Regions from separate parts of the Homo sapiens genome. Here region 1 is linked to region 2. The links are chromatin loops, found by intact Hi-C in ENCODE. Cell type or tissue: heart left ventricle. All regions are shown on one strand. Links, peaks and the distances in the headings refer to the core of each region. The heading gives the core; the rest is flanking DNA. Region 1 overlaps OSBPL5 (oxysterol binding protein like 5). Region 2 has its middle 3.3 kb from the start of OSBPL5.

The links. Hi-C counts contacts between places; a loop is a spot of excess contacts. Peaks named below come from ENCODE experiments on the same cell type or tissue, not always from the same donor. Only the 100,000 strongest peaks of a DNase experiment are listed, where the experiment ranks them.
Region 1: it touches region 2 in a loop (5-fold over the local background); 32 of 110 quality-filtered maps call a loop at or near these places.

What each region holds. Positions count from the first base shown.
Region 1 is chr11:3,105,952-3,121,490 of GRCh38, forward strand. It overlaps OSBPL5 (oxysterol binding protein like 5), which reads right to left. Exons shown (of 22, transcript NM_020896.4): 6 at 14,470-14,673; 7 at 13,596-13,680; 8 at 1,820-1,994; 9 at 1,312-1,504. Among named protein-coding and RNA genes, the nearest start is that of OSBPL5, 52 kb to the right of the region's middle. RefSeq lists a silencer at 4,224-4,283 and an enhancer at 13,843-14,012. In heart left ventricle, for the core only: no CTCF peak of the experiment used is centred there; no DNase peak of the experiment used is centred there.
Region 2 is chr11:3,166,102-3,171,052 of GRCh38, forward strand. No RefSeq gene overlaps it. Among named protein-coding and RNA genes, the nearest start is that of OSBPL5, 3.3 kb to the left of the region's middle. RefSeq lists an enhancer at 1-403. In heart left ventricle, for the core only: a CTCF peak has its summit at 3,419; DNase peaks (open chromatin) are centred at 3,470 and 3,561; H3K4me3 peaks cover 963 bases; H3K27ac peaks cover 659 bases.

The DNA.
Region 1 (15,539 bases), core at 11,861-14,360, 51 kb before region 2:
CCTAACAATGGGTCTTCCCTACGGGTGGCCCAGTGTCCACCCCCGCCCCTCGGCTGTCCCGAGGCCCTTGCCTAACCCGCCGGTGGCTTCCCCAATACTCTCAGCCTGAGGCCCCCAGGGCCCTCGGTCCACTCCCCATAGGCCCATCCTAACCTTCCCATCCCCGCACAGGAGCCTGAGCTCTGTGGGAACAGCAGCCCGCAGGGAGGCCATGGTGTTCCACTGAACACAAGGATTTCACGGACCACGGAGGAGCCCCCTCTGTCCCTGTGCAGAGCAAGATGCGAACACGACGCTGTCCAAACAACAGCAAGGAACGAATTCCCCTTTCCTGCTGAAACCGGGACTGCCCCTTGCCCTCAGTGACAGCCACGGCCTTGCTCTTGTCTCGCCTCCCGGGTGAGAATGACAAGATCCCAGATCACAGAGCCCCCCGTTCCTGACAGCCCCCACCCCAGAGCGCAGCCCCCACCCCAGAGCCCGGCTTCCTCAGCCTGCACCCGTCACCCAGCGGAAGCTTAGATCCTGTGATTCCTTCCGGACTCCCCTTCCTGAGGCGCCCCACGGTGCCCAGGGCCACGTGAGTTCTCTCCAGCTGCGGGGAGTCAGCTGCCCTGGCTGTTCATCTGCAGGCATGCTCTGGGGACACTGCTGCCCACCGCCTGCTGCCTCCCTTGAGCTCGTGCGCTGGTGGTCCTTCTTCTTGGAACGCCATCCTCCCTCCCGTCACTCACGTCTTCAGAAAGAGCCCATGGCCCGGTTTGCCTCCCTCACCTGCTCCCCAGCCTCCTCTTGTGTTTGTGGGTTTATCATCTATGTTTCCTGCTGCCCATACACTGGGGGCCCAGAGCCCAGGTCTGTCTCATTCATGGCTCTCCCAGGGCCCCAGGAGAGCACCAGGTGTGCAGGTGCCTGTGAGCATGGGACTCAGGTCCACACGCCCTCCTCTGCGCTCCTCCAGGAAGTGGGGCCGCCCAGCAGATGGGGTCAAGGGCCCCTCTTGAGCCTCCTGTTCTCCCATCAGCGCATTCCAGCCCAAGGAGGGAGTTGCCTGTCTGCAGCAAACCCCTGCCCGATCCCCGCATCTGCATGCCAGCCAGCCAGCCAGCCAGCGGGGCAGCCTCTTTGGAAGACGGGAGGAGCCTGTTTACCTAAAAGACAGCTCCTGGACTCACTGCCAAGTGATGGGGACAAAAGCTACCCCCTGGGCCCTGCGTGCTCCCCCTAGGATGAGGCATGGCTACCTCTGCTTCCGGAACAAGGGGCCGAGGCAGGGGAGACGCTTGGGGCTCCTGGCTGGGGGGCTCTCACCTCCCCCAGCTCCTCCTGGACCTGCTCCACATAGGTGGTCCCTCTCCGCACCGGGGCCCCAGGGGTCTCTGACTGGTCGCTGCCACTCTCCGTCTTCCGGCTATGGTCCTGGGTCTCGGTATCTGACTCCTCAGGGTTCTCTCTCTCCGACTTGTCTGAGAATGCATCGTTCTCCAGGGAAGACCCGTTCAGTCTGGAAGGTGGATGGTGCCAGTGGGTCCCTGTCACAGGTGAGAGCCCAGCACAGCCCTCTGGGCTGCCCACCCCTCGCTGCTCCGCACTTCACATACGTTCCTGCCTGTCGTCACCTCCACAACCCACATTTGACACGATCAGCCCCGTTTTAGAGGAAGGAACCGAGGCTCCCAGGGCACACTGCAGCGAACAAGTCCCTGCGTGCAGCCTGCAGCCCACCAGAGCAGTGGCTGGGGCTGTCCTCTCCCCTCTTCCTCGCCTACAAGGAGACCCCGTGAATCACCACCAGCCCCTGTGCCCTCGCCCCACTCACGGGAACAGGTCTTGGTCTGGGTGGACGGTGGCTGAGGCTGGCAGCCCACAGAGCGATGAGGGTGATGCGTCTGGCGAGGTCCCTGGCTCCCCGTCTCGGCCCGGCTTGCAGGTGCCCAGTCTCAGTAGGCTAGAGCAGCGCAGGGCCAGCTCCAGGGCGTCCAGCCAGCAGCGACCTGCGGGGCACACGGGATGAGCATGCCCCACCCCCACCTCTGTATATCCCGCATCCCCCAAGGGGCCACCAGGAGGCTCCCCCTCACTCTGACTCTTCAGGGACCCACCCCCTCCATCCCAGACCCACCCCTGGCCCTGCCCCAGCAGGGACATGCCCTCCCTTCCTGCCCCCACATCCAGCTGCAGATTGTGTGGGGGCAGACATCGGGAACCCCTGAGGATTGAGGACTTCCCAAGGAGGCAGACCCGGCCTGGGGACAGGTGTGCCAGGGGAGGCAGCCCTGCAGAGGCACCTGGGGATGCTCACAGCACATCCCCACGCACCTCCACCACCCACATTGCTGACGAGGGGCTGGCATAAGTGACCCCTCCAGGTCACAAACCCAGAACACTCGGAACCAGCCTCCCACCCTGATGGCCACCCACAGGTTTCTGCAGGTGGAGTTAGGGAGGAGGGTCCTCCCTCACTGGGAAGCACTGGTCAGGGTGCCAGGGGCTCCTGCCAGCCTGGAGTCCAGGGAGGAGGGTGGGGAAGGCTGAGGAGGGGCTTGCACACCAGGGAGGAGACCTGCCTGAGGCCGCCCAGAGGCTCTGTGGGCAGCGGTGGAGCAGGGGCTGGTCGACAGCTGGGCGCCTCCAAGCCCCACTCTGGGCCCTGTGCCCTGCTGCCTTCCTAAGCAGGGTGACAGCACCACCCAAGGGTCCTCCTGTGGGGCACGTGTCCACCTGGGTGACACTGATGTCCTGGTGTGATAACAGCGGCCCCCGCACTCAGAGGAGCATCTCGTGGTGGCCTGTGACAGGTCACACTATTAATAAGGTTTTTGTTTGTTTGTTTTGAGATGGGGTTTTGCTCTTGTTGCCCAGGTGGGAGCACAATGGCACGATCTCAGCTCACCGCAACCTCTGCCTCCCGGGTTCAAGCGATTCTCCTGCCTCACCCTCCTGAGTAGCTGGGATTACAGGCATGCACCACCACACCCGGCTAATTTTGTATTTTTAGTAGAGACAGGGTTTCCTCATGTTGGTCAGGCTGGTCTCGAACTCCCGACCTCAGGTGATCTGCCTGCCTTGGCCTCCCAAAGTGCTGGGATTACAGGTGTGAGCCACCACACCGGGTCAATAAGTGTGTTTTTTGTTTTTGTTTTTTTGTTGTTTTGAGATGGAGTCTCGCTCTGTCACCCAGGCTGGAGTGCAGTAGGGTGATCTCAGCTCGCTGCAACCTCTGACTCCAGGGTTCAAGTGATTCTCCTGCCTCAACCTCCCAAGTAGCTGGGATTACAGGTGCCTGCCTGTAATTTTTTTGTATTTTTAGTAGAGATGGGGTTTCACCATGTTGGCCAGGCTGGTCTCAACCTCTGGGCCTCAAGTGATCTGCGTCGGCCTCCCAAAGTGCTGGGATTACAGGTGTGAGCCACTGTGCCTGGGCTGTTAGTAAGTGTTATTCAAAGAAAGCCTCCTGGGGTCACGTCAGGTGGGAGGATGGGGCTGAAGAGCATTGAAGGCGGTTCTGTGCCTCTCTGAGCCTCTGCCTTTTCGAGCTCCTGGAGACAGTGAGTTTTTCTCCCTCACTTTGAGATCCATTAAATCCTGCTCTTCGTGGGGCATCTCAGGGTCCAGTGTAGGGAGGGGCCTGCCTAGACAGTGGCTCCTGGGTCTCTAGAGCTGCCCTTCTCATTGGGTTGGGGGGATATCTGGGATCCTGCTGGTTCCACTGCAGGCTTGGTTGGTGCCAGAGCGGCCAAGCCTGGGCGGAACACCAGGGTTGGGGGAGGGATGGCAGTGGATGGTGGTGGGGAGCTGGAGGGGTCACAACTGCCGAGTTGGCCCCAGGGCCTGAACACGTGTGCTTTGTAGCTGCCACAAAGGACTAGACATCCTGAATATTATGCATCCTTTGAAGCTCATTCCGAGACCTCTTCCTCCTCTTCCTGGAAGCCCACCCTGATACCCACAGGGGCTGCAGACACCTCTCCTCCCGAATGGTGGCCCACACCCTATCAGGGGCTCAGCTCACACCTCAGCCCAACCTGCCTTATCTGATGGTTGGTTATCCACCTCACCCAGGAGCACAGAGGCTGTGGGCTGCCCTGGCCATCCCCGGGCCTGCATGGGACCTGGCACATAGTGGGGCACTCAGGATGGCCCAGGAAGGAGCATGGATGTGGCATCTGACCACCAGGGGTGATGTGGCACCGAGACTCCAACCTGAGAGGCACCGGAGCCCCGTGGTCAAGGCCAGACTGCTTTAGGTCTGCACCACCGGCGGGATGGGAGCCCTTCACCCCACTGCTCTGGGAGGCATCACCCTGGGGTTAGAGGAGGTGGAGCAACCGCATTTACCCAGAGCAGCCACTGGAGGGCGAGGTGGGGTAGGGCCCCAACCTCAGGTTAGAGGGAGGAACGGCCAAGAGGGAATCCCTCCAGGTGGAGGATCATCGCAGTCACAGCTGCCTGAGCGGCCACTCAGGGAACAGCAACAGCGTGCAATGCATTTGGGAGTCAGGGAAATTCTCGTTCTAGCACTTTCTTGCTGGCAGTTTGCCTGTGCCTCAGTTTCCTGACCTGTCTAATGTGGATGATAACAGTAGAACCTGTTGTTTCAATGGTGCCTGGTGTGAAAGGAAAATCTTGGGCCCCTCAAATCACTAAGCTAAAGGGAAAAACCCAAGCTGGGAACTGCTTAGGGCCAACCTGCCTCCCATTCTATTCCAAGTCACCCCTCTGCTCACTGAGATAAATGCATATCTCATTGTCTCCTTTGGAGAAGCTCATCAGAAACTCAAAAAAATGCAACCATCTTTCTCTTATCTACCTATGACCTGGAAGCCCCTCCCCGCTTGAAGTTGTCCCGCCTTTCCAGACCAAACCAATGTTCATCTTACATATGTTGGTTAATGTCTCATGTCTCCCTAAAACCAAACTGTGCTCTGACCACCCTGGGCACATCGTCAGGACCTCCTGAGGCTGTGTCACAGGTAGGCGTCTTCAACCTTGGCAAAATAAACTTTCTAAATTAACTGAGACCTGTCTCAGATTTTCAGGGTTCAAACATTTTGGTAACCACTGAAGGATTCTGAGTGGAGATGCCCCTGACTTTTCACAAGTCTCCTATTGGTGCTTGGTACCAGCTTGAGCTAACTTTATGGCTCAAACCAATAAGACAATTTGCTGAGGCCTGGAAGCACCTCCCCCCGTGCCCCACCCCCACCCCCTGCCACAGAGAATCCCTGATCTCTCAAAATTTGGTCGAGATCTAAAGTTTATTTTGTTTTACAACTTCTCTTTTTGGAGTTTTACTTGCTTCCGATACAAGGAAGGCAAGTTTTCCCTGCTTCCATGACGATGGAAGGCAGGTAACTCCTTTATGGAGTTCGAGCTTGCTTCCAACAGGGAAGATGAATTTTTTTTTTTTCCTGCTCCCAGGATGGTGGAGATCTGAGTTTTCAGCCTGAGACCCATCCCTAGGGAAGTAACTGAATTGTGGTTTGTCTTAGCTAAAGTTAAGATTAACAACCAGCTGGTCTTAATTTCTCCTTACCATTAGAGCACTCAGTGATCACGTAAGTTGTGCGATTGTTTGTTTCGCTTAACTGTTTTTTTGTTGTTGATTGTTTCTGTTTTTGTTGTTTTGGTCTTTTTCCCATTGACCTCTATCTGGCTTGATCAAATCTGAAGGAAGTTCCAAATTATGGGGAACAAGGCCTCTGAAGTGGCTGAATTCCCCTCCCCACCCCCACACACAATGGTGGCGTGATGGGGGGAGAAAAACGGCCAGCAAAAGGAAAAAAAAAAGAGGAAAGATTTTGATTTTGACTACTAAGGGGCTTTATTCATATAACAAGGCCACATTTTCACTAGCTAGGCCAAACTGAAAGAGTAATGACTGTACTTCTGTGTCCTCGTTGAAATTTGTCCTAGTTGAAATATGGAATGAGATTTAAAAAGATTTTTTCAAAGAAGCTCAATGGTTAAAAGTCAGTTTAATGAAAAGCTAACATCCAAGCTGTGTGTGTGTGTGTGCATATGTGTGCGCGCATGTGTGTGCATGTGTGTGTGTGTGCGCGCATGTGTGTGCATGTGTGTGTATGTGTGCGCGCATGTGTGTGCATGTGTATGTGTGTGTGCATGTGTGTGTGCATGTGTGTGTGCATATGTGTGTGTGCATGTGTGTGTGTGCGCATATGTGTGTGTTTGTATTTAAGAGACCTTCATGTTTCTGTTTTTGTTTTTCTCCTAGGACCTTGTCTTTTTTTGAGCAAAAGGGTTTTTTCTTCTCAGTTGACTGAATTCTGTTTCTTGATTTACTTCTGCTGTCTCTCCTTTCTCTTGCACCTTCTGCCGCATGGGGGACCTAAAATAGTTTATAGTAGCCTGGGGTTCCTTAAAGAAAATGGAGAGGGTGCCAGACTCCCCTTGGGGGAGAAACTTGTTTTTTCTTATGAAACCCCAAGAATGTAAACAGACAAGTTTGTCTCAGCTCTTAAACTGCTTACTTTTGTATTGTGTAACCTGTTTTGTGTTTTCTTTTCTTTTTTTTTTTTTTTTTGACTAAAGTAGTTATTGCAACAGTGGTTACTCTTGGGCTTTTAAGGAAGAGTGTGGTTTAGACACTTAGAAATGTCTTTGTTTAAAAAAAATTTGTAAGTGCACTATAAAAGCATCACGTGGTCTAACCTCATGATAATTCTCCCTTTCTGGAGACCTAGGATTCAGTGTGGGCTCTTCCCAGAGCTCAGAGATCCAGTTAAATGATAGGTAGTCCCTACTACATAAAATTGGTCTCCTTATGCAATCCTATGATAGATTTCTATAATTTTGTTTGATTTGGCATCCATCTTTAGTCTCCCTCTAGCACCACCAGACTTTTTCTCTCTGTACCTTATGCAAATTTTGCTATTTGATTTTCACCTGAGTTGTTTCCCTTAATATGCAAATTTAAGGCTATTTAGCTGACAATTGCCTAGGGTTGTGAAACAGGTTATCAAGAATCTGAAAGTCTAAGACAGGAAAAAAAAATTTTTATAAACCTATGAGATGTACTTCTATTGCCATGCCTAATATGTCTATGTATTTATGTGTCGTGTACACAATGTTTCACTACTGAAAATATATAAAAGGGCTCTAATTGATTGGCTTAAGAAAGTAAATGCACTTGAATCAAATACTTGATCAGGAAAAAAGAAAAGACAAGTCAAATGCTTTTTCAAGTTTATGTAACTTAAATAAAATCTTTAATAAATAAGCTAGCTTTAAAATTATTGGTAAAGTAATATTAGAAATGTCTTAAGAATTGCCAGCATATATTTTTGTTTGCATTTATTAATCAAGCAATTTCATACTTATCCCTGCCAAATACCATGAGGTGTCAAAATTTGGCATAGGAGTTACGAAACTATAAACCCAGCCCAAGACAGAATGATCTTTGCTTGTGTAATCTTTAATAATGCCTGTAATCTCAGCACTTTGGGAGGCTGAGGTGGGTGGATCACAAAGTCAGGAGTTCAAGACCAGTCTGGCCAACATAGTGAAACCCCATCTCTACTAAAAATACAAAAATTAGCCAGGTGTGTTGGCAGGCACCTGTAATCCCAGCTACTCGTGAGGCTGAGGCAGGAGAATTGCTTGACCTGGGAGGCAGAGGTAACAGTGAGCCAAGATCGCACCACTGCACTCCAGCCTGGGAGACTAGAGCAAGACTCCGTCTCAAAAAAAAAAAAATTTATATTGGTTTAATAAAAATAGCTACATCTTAAATTTAGTAAGATTACCATAACTTCTAATCTGGTGGCTTTAGGTAGTCTAGTCCACAGGCAGTAAGGTTCATTTTGAGAAAGACTGTTATAGTCTTTGTTTCAGGTAAACTATAAACTAAGTTCCTCCCAAAGTTAGTTTGACCTATGCCCAGGAATGAACAAGGATAGCTTGAAGGTTAGAAACAAGATGGAGTCAGTTAGGTCAAATCTCTTTCACTGTCTCAGTTATAATTTTGCAATGGTGTTTCCATAATTTAAATAATGACAATTGCAGTTTTTATAAATAATCTAGGTAAATGATTAAAATAATTAGGTAAATGTAATAGGACAAATACTTGTAGACAAATTCATCATAATTTAGAATTTAAAGTTAGATTAAATAAGATATTTCACTATTTGGATATTTTCCAATAAAAATATATTTGTAGGAAAATATGCTTTCTAAAAGAAAGCATGTCCTTTTGAAAAAGGTGAACAATTTTTGCCTAATTCAAAGCTTATTTAAAGATCATGTATAAAACAAGGTAAAAGGAACCAGGAAATAAAAGAGTAAAAGAGATGTAAAGAAAGTTATAAAAAAGTGTTTTTTGGTGGAGAGTAAGAAAGCTTAAAGAGAAATAATTTCATATGAGAAAGAATCTTGTATGGTAAATTTAGTCCTAGAGTAAAATGACTGGTTGTTTAAGAAAGAGGGATGTTCAGGACAAACCAGAAAGTCCAAGCGTGGCATGAATGGTCTATGGAAGTCACAATAAGAGGATCTATTAAAAAAAAACCCTTTTATATGATCAAGTTGTCTATGACTAAAGGGAAATTATAATGGTCTTTCTAGAGATTGGGTTTGATGTAAAAAAACAGTTATAGACTAAAGAATTGGTTAGAACAATGATTTTTTTTTTTTTTTTTTTTTTTTTTAGACAGAGTCTCGCTCTGTTGCCCAGGCTGGAGTGCAGTGGCGTGATCTTGGCTCACTGCAAGCTCCACCTCCTGGGTTCACGCCATTCTCCTGCCCCAGCCTCCTGAGTAGCTGGGACTACAGGCGCCCGCCACCACGCCTGGCTAATTTTTTTTTGTATTTTTAGTAGAGATGGGGTTTCACCATGTTAGCCAGGATGGTCTTGATCTCCTGACTTCGTGATCCTCCTGCCTCGGCCTCCCAAAAGTGCTGGGATTACAGGCATGAGCCACCGCACCTGGCCGACATTTTCTTAAGAGGTTGATTTACTCTTAATCAATTATAAGATATTTTAATTTTTTAATTTTAACCCAAAGTTCAACTTTCATTGCATCTTGCCAGTTTCAGTTTTCTCTTCCCTCTTAAAAGGAACAAAATAGTAACACTTCCCTTCAACTCATTTTCAGCTCATATAAGTTTTGTTTTCCTCCTCAGGTTCTGTTTTTTTGTGTGTGTGTGGCCTGATGCTAACAATGTTTTCTTAAAGAAAATGTTTTCTTCTAACATAATATTCTATACACTGCAGAAGGTATTTGCTTTTGCCTTTTGGTAAGTGGCCTAACAGATTTTATGTTTTATCAAAATAATTCCTATGCCATTATTATTAAGTTTGGTTTGCTTAGGAAAAACAGATATTAAAATTTTTTTTAAATCAAGGTTATTCCGTCCTTATATCTTCTTGTATGTGCTTTTAAAGTCCTTGCGACATTGAGTTACAGGGATTTGACTCATGGGTCTAAAAAGAACACCAAGTCCTGCTAAATTTTAAACACTGACAGCAATTAAAGCTTCATCTTCAGGCCCGGTAGAAGATGCCAATCAAAATAAACCACATTCCTGAGACACAGAAATTAAAGCTGTTCAACTCCTCAAGGCCCAGAGACTATCCCAGAAGAGATAGACATGTGAGATTGTAAGGGCTGACTTTGAGAGATAAAGTAAGTTCAGTTCCTCTATAAATTAATCATTAATGTCAAAGGCACACTGATGCAAGACTAGCATATGGGCCCCTGTGTCAGATTAACAAGGTTTTCTTGAAACAATAACTGACTCCTTAATAAAGGTTATAAAGGCTTATGGAAGTTATATCTTATGATCAAGATGAAAATTTTATAGATTGGAATTTTGGAAAACAATTTAATTGGCTTCATGATGTTATTAGGGCTTATTGTTTGGAAAACTAAGTCTCCTGTCTCAAAGAATGAAGGCTTTTGCCTTTTTTTTTTTTTTAAATCCTTGAGGTATCACTTTGTTCAAATGAGTGAATTATTTTACAATGACTTGTAATCCTACTTTGTAATATCAAGTGTTTTAAACCTTTAAAATTTGACAAACTTTCCAAAATCAAATTATAAATTATGTCTTTTTCTAACCTAATCCTTGAAGATATTATTAATAGGTTCCCTAAAGTCCAAAAATGACATATTTGGCTTATTTGGTATAAAAAATTATACAGGAAGCAGTGTCAAATATAAAATGGTATTTGGTCTTCTTTGGGCTATATTTGTACAAATATGTTACTGGTATGTGTTCCAAAATTATAGGAAACTCCTATAATTCTGATATGACCTAATATACATTATCAGTAATGATTATAATTGTTATGTTAAATTATTTTGTGCCACAGAGGTAACAATTTCCTTGTCAATTGTGTCTTTGAGTATGGCTGCCCTAAAACTTTTTATCATCCACAAGCAATCATTGTCTTGTTTTGGTCCTCTTTAGAAGGTGGTTTTATAATCAGCTGTAAAACTCTAACAGGTGCTCTTGAATGCTGGTTTCTGATAACTTTAGAGACTGTGACATCAGAATAGAGGAAAAACTTTCAGGGTTCATGGAGAGCTGAAATGTTCATAAATTTGAAGCAGAACAGGAATTAACTGCATGGACTAAACTAATAGAAGTGTGAAGTAATTGCCAGGTGTGGTGGCTCACGCCTGTAATCCCAGCACTTTGGGAGGCCATGGTGGGCGGATCACTTGAGGTCAGGAGTTCGAGACCAGCCTGGCCAACATGGTGAAACCCCATCTCTACTAAAAGTACAAAAATTAGCTGGGTGTGGTGGCGGATGCCTATAATCCCAGCTACTTGGGAGGCTGAGGCAGGAGAATTGCTTGAACCCAGGAGGTGGAGGTTGCAGTGAGCCGAGATGGCGCCACTGCACTCCAGTCTGGGCAACAGAGTGAGACTCCATCACAAAAAAAAAAAAAAAAAAGAAGTGTGAAGTAATCTTTTTGACTTTTTGCTTAAAACATTGTGGATCCTTTCTTTTGTTTTTCAGAGTCAAGAAAACTTTAAGCTATTTACAGCTTTTAACAATTGAGTATACTCCTGTGAACAAAATTTGGAGCATATTTGTTTCTCTCTACCTAATTTTTACAGAATTTGAAAACTATCTGTGAGTATTCGTAACTTATGACAATACAGTTATTTGCATAAGTGCAGTAAGAATCTGTTTTCATTTGTAACAGGACACAATCGGAGAAATTGGTTATTTTACCAAGGCTTTGCCTGGAATGATGTGCTTTCCTTTAAGGACTCAAACTTGACTTATGGAACCAATGAAAGCCCCTTGGAAAAACTGGCCTCATACCTCATCTACACAGTCCCTGTACAGGGTTCCTGACCTGTGGTAAGTAAAGAATGTCACTTTCTGACAGGCCCAGGAGCTCCAAATTTATCTTGGAACCTCAAGAAGATAATAATTCGCCCAACTTATAGGTGTTTAATGGTACAAGTCCATGACTGGGCTCAGCTTTAAAAAAGTCTTATCTGAGATTCTTTCTATGGAACAAAGTTCCATCAAAGACAATTTAAAAGCCTATGTAAAAACTAATTACTCTTGCTGCACTGTATATAAATAATTAGTCCAAGTATAATAAAGCAAACCAGTCCTACCATAATTTGTCCTTAGTTAAAATGGGAAACTGGAGAGAAAAAATTATGTTTCAAAAACTATAGTACAGCTGTTGTTAGATTCTACTCTTCCCTAATGTTTTTCAATTTTTGTTATTTTCTGCACTTTGGATGAAATCCTAATTTTTGTTGGCTATAGGTCTTCAAAATAATGTTTTCAATTTTTTTCCTTCATTTTTTTCCCATTTTTCCTAATTTGGAGTCGCTGAAGACTAAGCTGTGCTTTCTTAAAGCCCTGCAAACTGAAACTAGACAACTTAAACTTCAGAAGAAAATAACAGCAACCTACTTACATACATAAGCCACTTTCTTGCCTGCCTACTGATGTATGGACTTCAGAGTAATGTGGCCTATACCAATTTCCCAGGATTGTTCTTTTGTTTGTTGTTGTTTTTCTGCCTTCCTCCTACTATTTTCTCTTCATAGGACATGAGACTTCACAGCCTTCTGAAAATGAGCTTTCCTAATAACTTGGGACCTACCTGTGTAGGAATAAACCATCCTAGCCATGAGAGATCAGGTGGAACCTGAGACCAGAGACTCGTTTTCTTCTAAAATGCTTTCTCCAAAAGATTTTTAAAAAGGGGGGAAATGTGAAAGGAAAATATCTTGGGCTCCCAAAATCACGAAGCTAAAGGGAAAAGTCAAGCTGGGCACTGCTAGGGGCCAACCTGCCCCCCCATTCTATTCCAAGTCACCCCTCTGCTCACTGAGATAAATGCAGATCTGATTGTCTCCTTTGGAGAGGCTCATCAGAAACTCAAAGGAATGCAACCATTTGTCTCTAATCTACCTATGACCTGGAAGCCCCCTCCCGGCTTTGATTGTCCCGCCTTTCCAGACCGAACCAATGTTCATCTTGCATGTGTTGACTGATGTCTCATATCTCCCTAAAATGTATAAAACCAAACTGTGCTCGGACCACCTTGGGCACAAGTCATCAGAACCTCCTGAGGCTGTGTCACAGGCACGGCCTCAACCTTGGCAAAATAAACTATTTTTTTTTTTTTTTTTTTGAGATGGAGTCTCCCTCTGTCACCCAGGCTGGAGTGCAGTGGTGTGATCTTGGCTCACTGCAAACTCTGCCTCCTGGGTTCAAGGGATTCTCTTGCCTCAGCCTCCTGAGTAGTTGGGATCACGGGCACCCACCACCATGCCCAGCTAATTTTGTATTTTTAGTAGAGACAGGGTTTCGCCATGTTGATCAGGCTGGTCAAACTCCTGACCTCAGGTGATCCACCTGCCTCAGCCTCCCAAAGTGCTGGGATTACAGGTGTGAGCCACTGCACCCGGCCTGGCAAAATAAACTTTCTAAATTAACTGAGACCTGTCTCAGATGTTTGGGGTTCACACTGGCATGTGGTTGGAGCTCAGTAATTGTTATATGGGTGCTTTTATAAGGTCACTGGGTTCTCATAACATTGGGGTGACAGGTGGTTTTTTTTTTTTCTTTAAGACGGACTTTTGCTCTTGTCACCCAGGCTGGAGTGCAATGGCACCATCTTGGATTGCTGCAACTTCCATCTCCCGGGTTCAAGCAATCCTCCTGTCTCAGTCTCCCGAGTAGCTGGGATTACAGGCGCCTGCCACCACGCCTGGCTAATTTTTGTATTTTTTAGTAGAGTCGGGGTTTCACCATGTTGGCCAGGCTGGTCCTGAACTCCTGACCTCAAGTAATCTACCCGCCTTGGCTTGCCAAAGTGCTGGGATTACAGGTGTGAGCCACCACGCCTGGCCTTTGACAGGTGGTATTTTAATGTCACATTTTACTCATGGGAAAACTGAGGCTAGGCATGGGGGCTCTGTGAGTGTAGGCCTGACTCCGAGCCGGGCTCATCCTGGCCAGACTTCAGGCTGCCCCCAGACAGTAGAAGGGACTGAACTGGGGCCACCTGTACCTGGGCTACAACCTCAAAAGGGGGCCCACTTCAGGTGGGGGCACTGGGGAGATGCGCAAGCTGGCAGGGACTCACCATCTGACTCGGAGGCGGCCCTGAAGATCAGGTAGCTGCTGGGCAGGGGCTGTGTGATGGAGCCCACGCTCTCACCTTTGGGGCCCTGGAGAGAGAGAGATCTGGGTGTCACCCGAGGCAACACCCAGGGCCAGCTGCACAGATAGGTCAGGCAGAACCATGCGGATCCACACCTGGGACCACCTGGACACCCCCAGGGCCACAGGGCCACCAGGTGGGGCCAGGCACCTGGCCAGGTAGACACTTGGCTGCAGAGAGGCGGGTAGGTGGGGGAGCTCTGTCCCCTTTCTTAGCTGGCAGCTCTGCCCTCAGCTTTCCAGCTCTGAGCCTCCTGACTTGGGCTGTCCAGAATCAGCAAAGGCACATCCAGGATGCCCAATGATGTTCGAATCCCAGAGAAACCATGAGTAGCTTTTTGGTGTAAGTATTTCCCATACATGACTGGGGTCATACTAGCATGAAAGAACTCTGATGTTTCTCTGAAATCCAAATGTAACCAGGTGTTCAGGGTTTCTCTGGTTTCCCACCCGTTAGAGCTGGCAGGGCAGCCCCGGGTTAGGAGGGGTGAGGGCTGGGCGCTGTTCCTCGGCCACCCCTGGGGAGCAGCCACTGTTGTCCCTCCTGGACAGCAGCTGGGTGAGGGGCTGGGGTGACCTTGATGCCACCTCCTTGCAGCCTACTGTGTGCTTCACATGGAGCACCAGTGGCCATATCTGATCCCCTGGCCGCATGTGGGGCTCAGAGAAGGTGAGACACCTGCTCAAGGCCCCAAGGGGGCCATTCAGCTGGTTGGCTCCACCCTCCACCAGGGCCCTAGGAATGAGCCCCTTGGCCCTACGGGGCCTCTGTCTTCAACCCCACCCCTCCGCAGCACCTTCACGGCCCAGACGGACTGATCCAGCGGGTGGAAGAGCTTGAAGCAGAAGCCGTCCTTCTTGGAGGGCCGCTCGATGAGCTCGCAGCAGTGCAGCAGCACCGTGCCCACCCACTGGCCCACCTTGGGCGTCTTGTAGATGAGCAGCACCCCCGGCTTCAGCACGCACCACAGCTTGGTCCAGCTCTTCAGGGTGCCGCGGATCTGCAGGGAGGATGCTGGCGTCGATGCCCACCCTCTGGGGCCGCCATCCCTGGGGCATCTTGATGGCTTGGCGGGGAGCCAGGCACAGACCAGGGTGGGCTGCCGAGGGGCCCTTCCCCTCCCTCACTCCCCCACACCAGTTCGGAACTCACCCCTTCCTCACCCTCACTCCCTGGGGTGATGTCCTGTGTCTATCGTGTACCCGAGCAGGGGCCAAGCCACGGCAAGCGGTGCCCCAGGACTCAGAGTGGAACTCAGGGCAGGGTCCTTGTTCAGTTTTTAAAAGGAGCCCATATGTTATGGTGAATGCAAAGAAATACGTGGCAGCAGGGACAGATTTACTTGTGAGGGTCACGTGGGTCAAGTTCAAGGTCAAGGGCCTCAGGGAGGAACCAGCAATGAGTGGTGTGACTTGTAACTGGCAGCTTTGTAGATTCTTTTTTTTTTTTTTTTTGAGACAGAGTCTCTGTTGCCCAGGCTGGAGGTGCAGTGGTGCTATCTTGGCTCGCTGCAAACTCTGCCTCCCAGGTTCAAGCGATTCTCCTGCCTCAGCCGCCCGAGTAGCTGGGATTACAGGCGCCCGCCACCATGCCTGGCTAATTTCTGTATTTTTAGTAGAGACGGGGTTTTGCCATTTTGGACAGGCTGGTCTCAAACTCCTGACCTCAGGTGATCCACCCGCCTTAGCCTCCCAAAGTGTTGGGATTACAGGTGTGAGCCACTGCACCCGGCCTGGCAGCTCTGTAAATTCTGAAAGTAGTTGTCTTCTTTTCTCATTCTAAATACTCACTTTTGCACCTAACTTTTGATTCATCATTTTGGTATGCGGGTAGAAGGAGCCTACATGGGCCTGGGCTCTGCAGACA
Region 2 (4,951 bases), core at 2,452-4,951:
CAAATGACCAGAAAAACTGGGAGCTGGGCTCGGGCATCCCCAGATGTAGGTAGACCCCAAGAGGGCGTGGAGTCTTTTCCACACAGAACCTTAACAGGGACAGAACTGACCCTCCGCAGAGAGCCCTGGGCTCCTCCCCAGGCAGAACTGCCACTGACACGTGTGTTTCTACGGTTTCACGCTGCAGTTGCATTCGGGAGGCCGCAAGCCTGGCTATCATGGGCGTCTGCAAGACCTCCCAGCAGGGCTGCGGAGGGCGAGCGGCCCAGGAAGGCTCCTTCCAGCACCTGAAGGGGGAACGGCACAGCATGCAGGTGCTCTGCCCACAACAAGCCAGACCCCTTCCCGTCTCAGCCCTGGCCTTGCCCACCCCGTTAGACAAGTTGGTGGGTATCCTCCTGGGGATAGCAGCACCAGCCGCTTGTGTGCGGATCACAGGAACCCACGGCTTACGGAGGCGAGTGGGCTGATCGGACTTGCCCTAAGCTTACCCCCAGGGCTAGCATTGCCATTCCATAGTCACCTTGTGAGGCCTTGGGATGCAGAACTGCTCAGTCAAGATGCTCAGGGCCATGGTGGGACCCTGCTCCGCGTGGCCTGTGGCAGGCGGCCTCTGCCTCTGCAGGAGAGGGTCTGTGCAGCTGGGATCCACATACAACTGCTGGGTCTGCTCTTTGAAGACTCCGCCCAAAGCTGAGGTGCTGCTGCCTGGTAACTTGCTGGTTGCTGGAGCCAATCCAAAGGGAATTAGGGAAGAAAACAAAGCCCCTATCCCTAGGGCGGAGGTCTCAGGGGCGGCAGTAGGGAAGGTTGCCAGTTGCTTGATGCTGGCTGTCCAGGGCCTGGGTTTCATGAAATGACACTGCTGAGGGCAGAGGTCAAAAGTCAAAGAGGCACCTGAGGGTGGGGGAAGGGGCCATAGATGACAGCAGGGTGGGGCTGGGGTGGAGCAGGACGAGGGTTGAGCCTCTCACTGGGTAGTGTCTGACAGCCAGATGGCCATGCAAGAAATGAAGAACACGCCACCTGCCAGGCTCAGTGACAGGTGTCAGTTGTCTGCCCCACTTCCCAGCAGGCTCTGCATTTTTCCAGAAAGCCCCATTTCCAGCCTCTTGCCTGGTTTTGGAGAGGCAGTGAGCCGAAGAGGTTGCCCCCAGCAAGAGGTAGGTCCGAATCCTGCTGCTGCCAGAAAGAAGCTCTGTCACCAGGCAGTGGCTTGTTCCTCCTGGGACCCCGCTTCCTCTCCTGTCAGATGGACACAGCATCTGTGCCTGGTGGCCAACGCAGGAAATGAAGGCGTCAGAGGTCTCAGAGATGGGCAGAGCCAGGTGCCAATGGCACCAGCTTTAGGGGGGCACGCCCAGTAGGCCCCACCATCCAGGAGCCCTTGAGCAGGTTTGTGCAACTGGCCGTGCCTCAGTTTCCTCATCTATAAATGGCGATGACCAGAGCAGTTTCCGCTGCATGAGCTGCCATAAGTCCCCAGTGGGCCAACAGACTTTGCAAGCGCTGGCTGTTGGTGGGCACTGGGGACCATGAGTGGACTATGGGAAGGAACGGCTTGCAGCGCCCAGCTGGTTAGTTTGGAATTTATGGTAATTCAGAAAAATATGTCTGTGATAAGTAAGAACTTAAAAAATGCTTTGCAAGGACAGTGCAATTTAAAATCAGGGCAGTTCCAATCCAAGTCTCCAGAATGGCAGTTCTCTGCTAGGGGCGGTTTTGCCTCCAGTTTCCAGGTGGCATTTGCCACTGCCTGGAGATAGTTCTGGCCGTCGTCATTGGAGGTTGCTACTGGTGTCTAGTGGGTAGAGGCCGAGGATGTTGCTAAACACGTTGTCATGCACGGGACAGCCTCCACCACAAAGGGTGACCCGGCCCCAAATGCTGGTCATGCTGAGGTCAAGAATCCCTGCCCCAGAAGTGAATACATGTCCACCTGCTGGCATCACTCCTTGGTTTCGGGTGGTTGGTCTAAGCCCCCAAGGCCTCCTGCTGATGGAGCCCCTACCCTGTCCCAGGTTCTTTGCATCTCATCTACTTCTCCTGACCCCGACTGAGGGGTGAATAAGATGGCTGTGGGCACCTTTCTCGTGTCAGACCCTTTTCTGAGGGCTTTAGACACTTGGTGCATTTAATCTGCCTCACAACTTTATGAGCTGGTTCTGTCGTGATTGGCTCCATTTCACAGATGGGGAAGCTGAGGCACAGCAGGCGAGGCAGTCACCAACCTCTCTGGCTCCAGAACTGTGCTCTGATCTGCCGTGCTCTGCCACCTGGTTCATAATGAAGACCCACCGGCTCAGAGGAAACCCCCCCGCAAAAGCCCCTGCCCCTTCTGCTACATCTGGCTGCCTCCCTGGGAAGGGCTGGGGTGGCCAGGACATGTGGGAACAGCGCTGGGCCCAATCCAGAGAAGGTGCCACCAACCGGGGAAGCCTTGCTCAGGGCTTCAGCCACTACAGGAGCCAGTGGGGCTGGGTGTGGCCCCCTAGGGAGAGACCTTAAGCAGGTCAGGGCCGGCAAACTGTCATCGGTTATCTCCTTTGGTCCTTTACAGCCTTTTTTTTTTTTTTTTTTTTTTTTTTTTTGAGACGGAGTCTCACTCTGTCGCTCAGGATGGAGTGCAGTGGCACAACCTCGGCTCACTGCAACCTCCGCTCTCCAAGTTCAAGCGATTCTCCTGCCTCAGGCTCCTGAGTAGCTGAGATTACAGGTGCCCGCCACCACACCCGGCTACTTTTTGTATTTTTTGTAGAGATGGGGTTTCACCATCTTGGCCAGGCTGGTCTTGAACTCCTGACCTTGTGATCGACCCTCCTCGGACTCCCAAAGTGCTGGGATTACGGGCATGAGCCACCGCGCCCGGCCCTTTTCAGTCTTCTGAGGTAGCAATAACCACTTCTCTCCATTAGACAGATGAGGAAACCGAGGCCCCAGTAGTAAGGGGTGCACCTGGACTTTGGTGGGTCTCCGACTCCTAGTGGGACACCTGCCCGGTTTCCCTGGGCTGCAGTGGGGAGACCCAGGGGTGAGCCTGGGCTCTGCTGCCCTCCCTGCTGCCCTGAAGGCACATCCACCGCCAGGTGTGGTCTCTGGTGGGAGCCCATTCTGTTTCCTTTCCGGGCAGGGGGAGGAGATTCCATCTCCCGTAGGCGGTGGGGCGTCAGTGAAACTCAAAGCGTCCAGATAGTCTCCACAGCACAAAGCTAATCATGAAAACATCGCAGCATGTATGGACCGTTTGCCATGCGCCTGGCACTACGTCCTCAACTTCACGTGACCGGATTGCATCCCCCGCACTGCCGGCAAGCCTGTGGTTATCAGTATCCCCAGCTTACAGACGCCGAAGTGGAAAGTCAAGGAGGTGAAGCCACCAGCTCCAGGCTGGCCACTGGGGAGCGTCCCAGGCAGGACTGGAAGCCAAGCTAGCGTTCCGGTTACAGGAGGCAGGCTCTCCCCGCTGTTCCCTCCTTCGGGGCTGGACACGGCTGCCACTTTGGGCCACCAGCCATGGGAGGGAGCCAAGTCTTTTCCGCTCCTGGATCCCACAGGGGTGCAGGGGCTGGGGGCCTGAGGAGGAGCAGGGACGTACTGGGTCCCCACATGCGTTCCTCCTCCTCTTCCTAGGGAGACTGTGGTCGCATCTCCCGGGCTGAGTCACAAAGCCAGCTGTGGGGAGCGGGGCGGAGCAGTGGCTGTTTTCTGTTCTTTTGGTTTCTTCCTGGGGCAGCCTGCAGGACTCCCTTCCCAGCTCTGGGCCCGCACTGCCCACAGTGTGTCCTGAGCAGGCCTGCTGCCTGAAGGCTCGCTCCGGCTCTCTGGCTCTGTCTGCCTGTCTCTCTCTGACTCTCTTACTCTGTGTCTCTGTCTGTCTCTCTCTCTGATGCACACGTGTGCATGCACACGTGTGCATGCACACACACACACACATGCACACCCACACACACCCCTGTCTTCCAGAAAGCCACATCTAAACTCGTGATTCAGGCATTGTAATATGATCGTAATAAAAATGGAGTTTCCCACCTCTCTTGGTGACAGTGTTTGGACTCCTGCCTGAAAGGACAAGAAGGTGCTATTTATAGGGTCAAAACCTCCGCAGGACTCGGCGGGAGGCTGAGGTGGCTCCAGGGGGCTGTGGGTGCTGCTGAACGGCATTGGATATATGGGATAAGCCCGTGCTCAGACGTCCCCACGAGTGTGGAGCCAGTCCTCAGAGGTGACTCCCAGGGTGGCGGGCTCTGCCTGCGGCCCTGCTATGTGCAGCCAGCCCTATGTCATCCTTCACCACACCTGGCCAAGAGGAGGAGCAGGGCCTCATGGGCACTGCAGTGAGGTTGGTGATACACCCCAGAAATCTCACGGGGTAAAGAAAGAAATGCCCAGAGGTCCCCAAAGCTGGCCGGTGCCCAGGCTGAGTGGAGGCAGCTGCTCCGGAGAAGCTGCTGGCTGGGGGCGCTGCCTTGGGCTCCAGCTGGGCCTCTTCTCAGGGGTCAGGGGCACGCCCAGCTCAGAACCTGGGTTTAAGAGCTCCTTACCTGTCACCCTTGGCCATGGGCTGCATCTGCCACAGTCTTGGGCGTCTGCCTGCCCCATGGTGGTGCTGGAGGCAAGGAGGGAGGTTGGGAGGAGGCAGTTCACAAGCGGCCCAGGCTCCTGCTTGGGGCTCGGGGGGAAGCTCCTGTCCCCGCTCTGAGGAGGGAGGCAGTGATCCTCCCCGCCCAGGGAGGAGCCACAGCATGTTGGGCAGCTGTGGGTATGGAGAGAACCCTGGGCAAGGCCGCAGGGACCTGGGGGTGGGGTCTCCTCGGTGCTGGTACCTGAAGGAGCAGATCAAGGGGCACCCGGAACAGACACATCTCAAAGGGAGGCACATCGTGTCCGAGTTCTCACCCAGGAAGCCCGGTGTGTCCACTTGGGAGGCTGCAGACCCCGCAGGTGGAGGGGC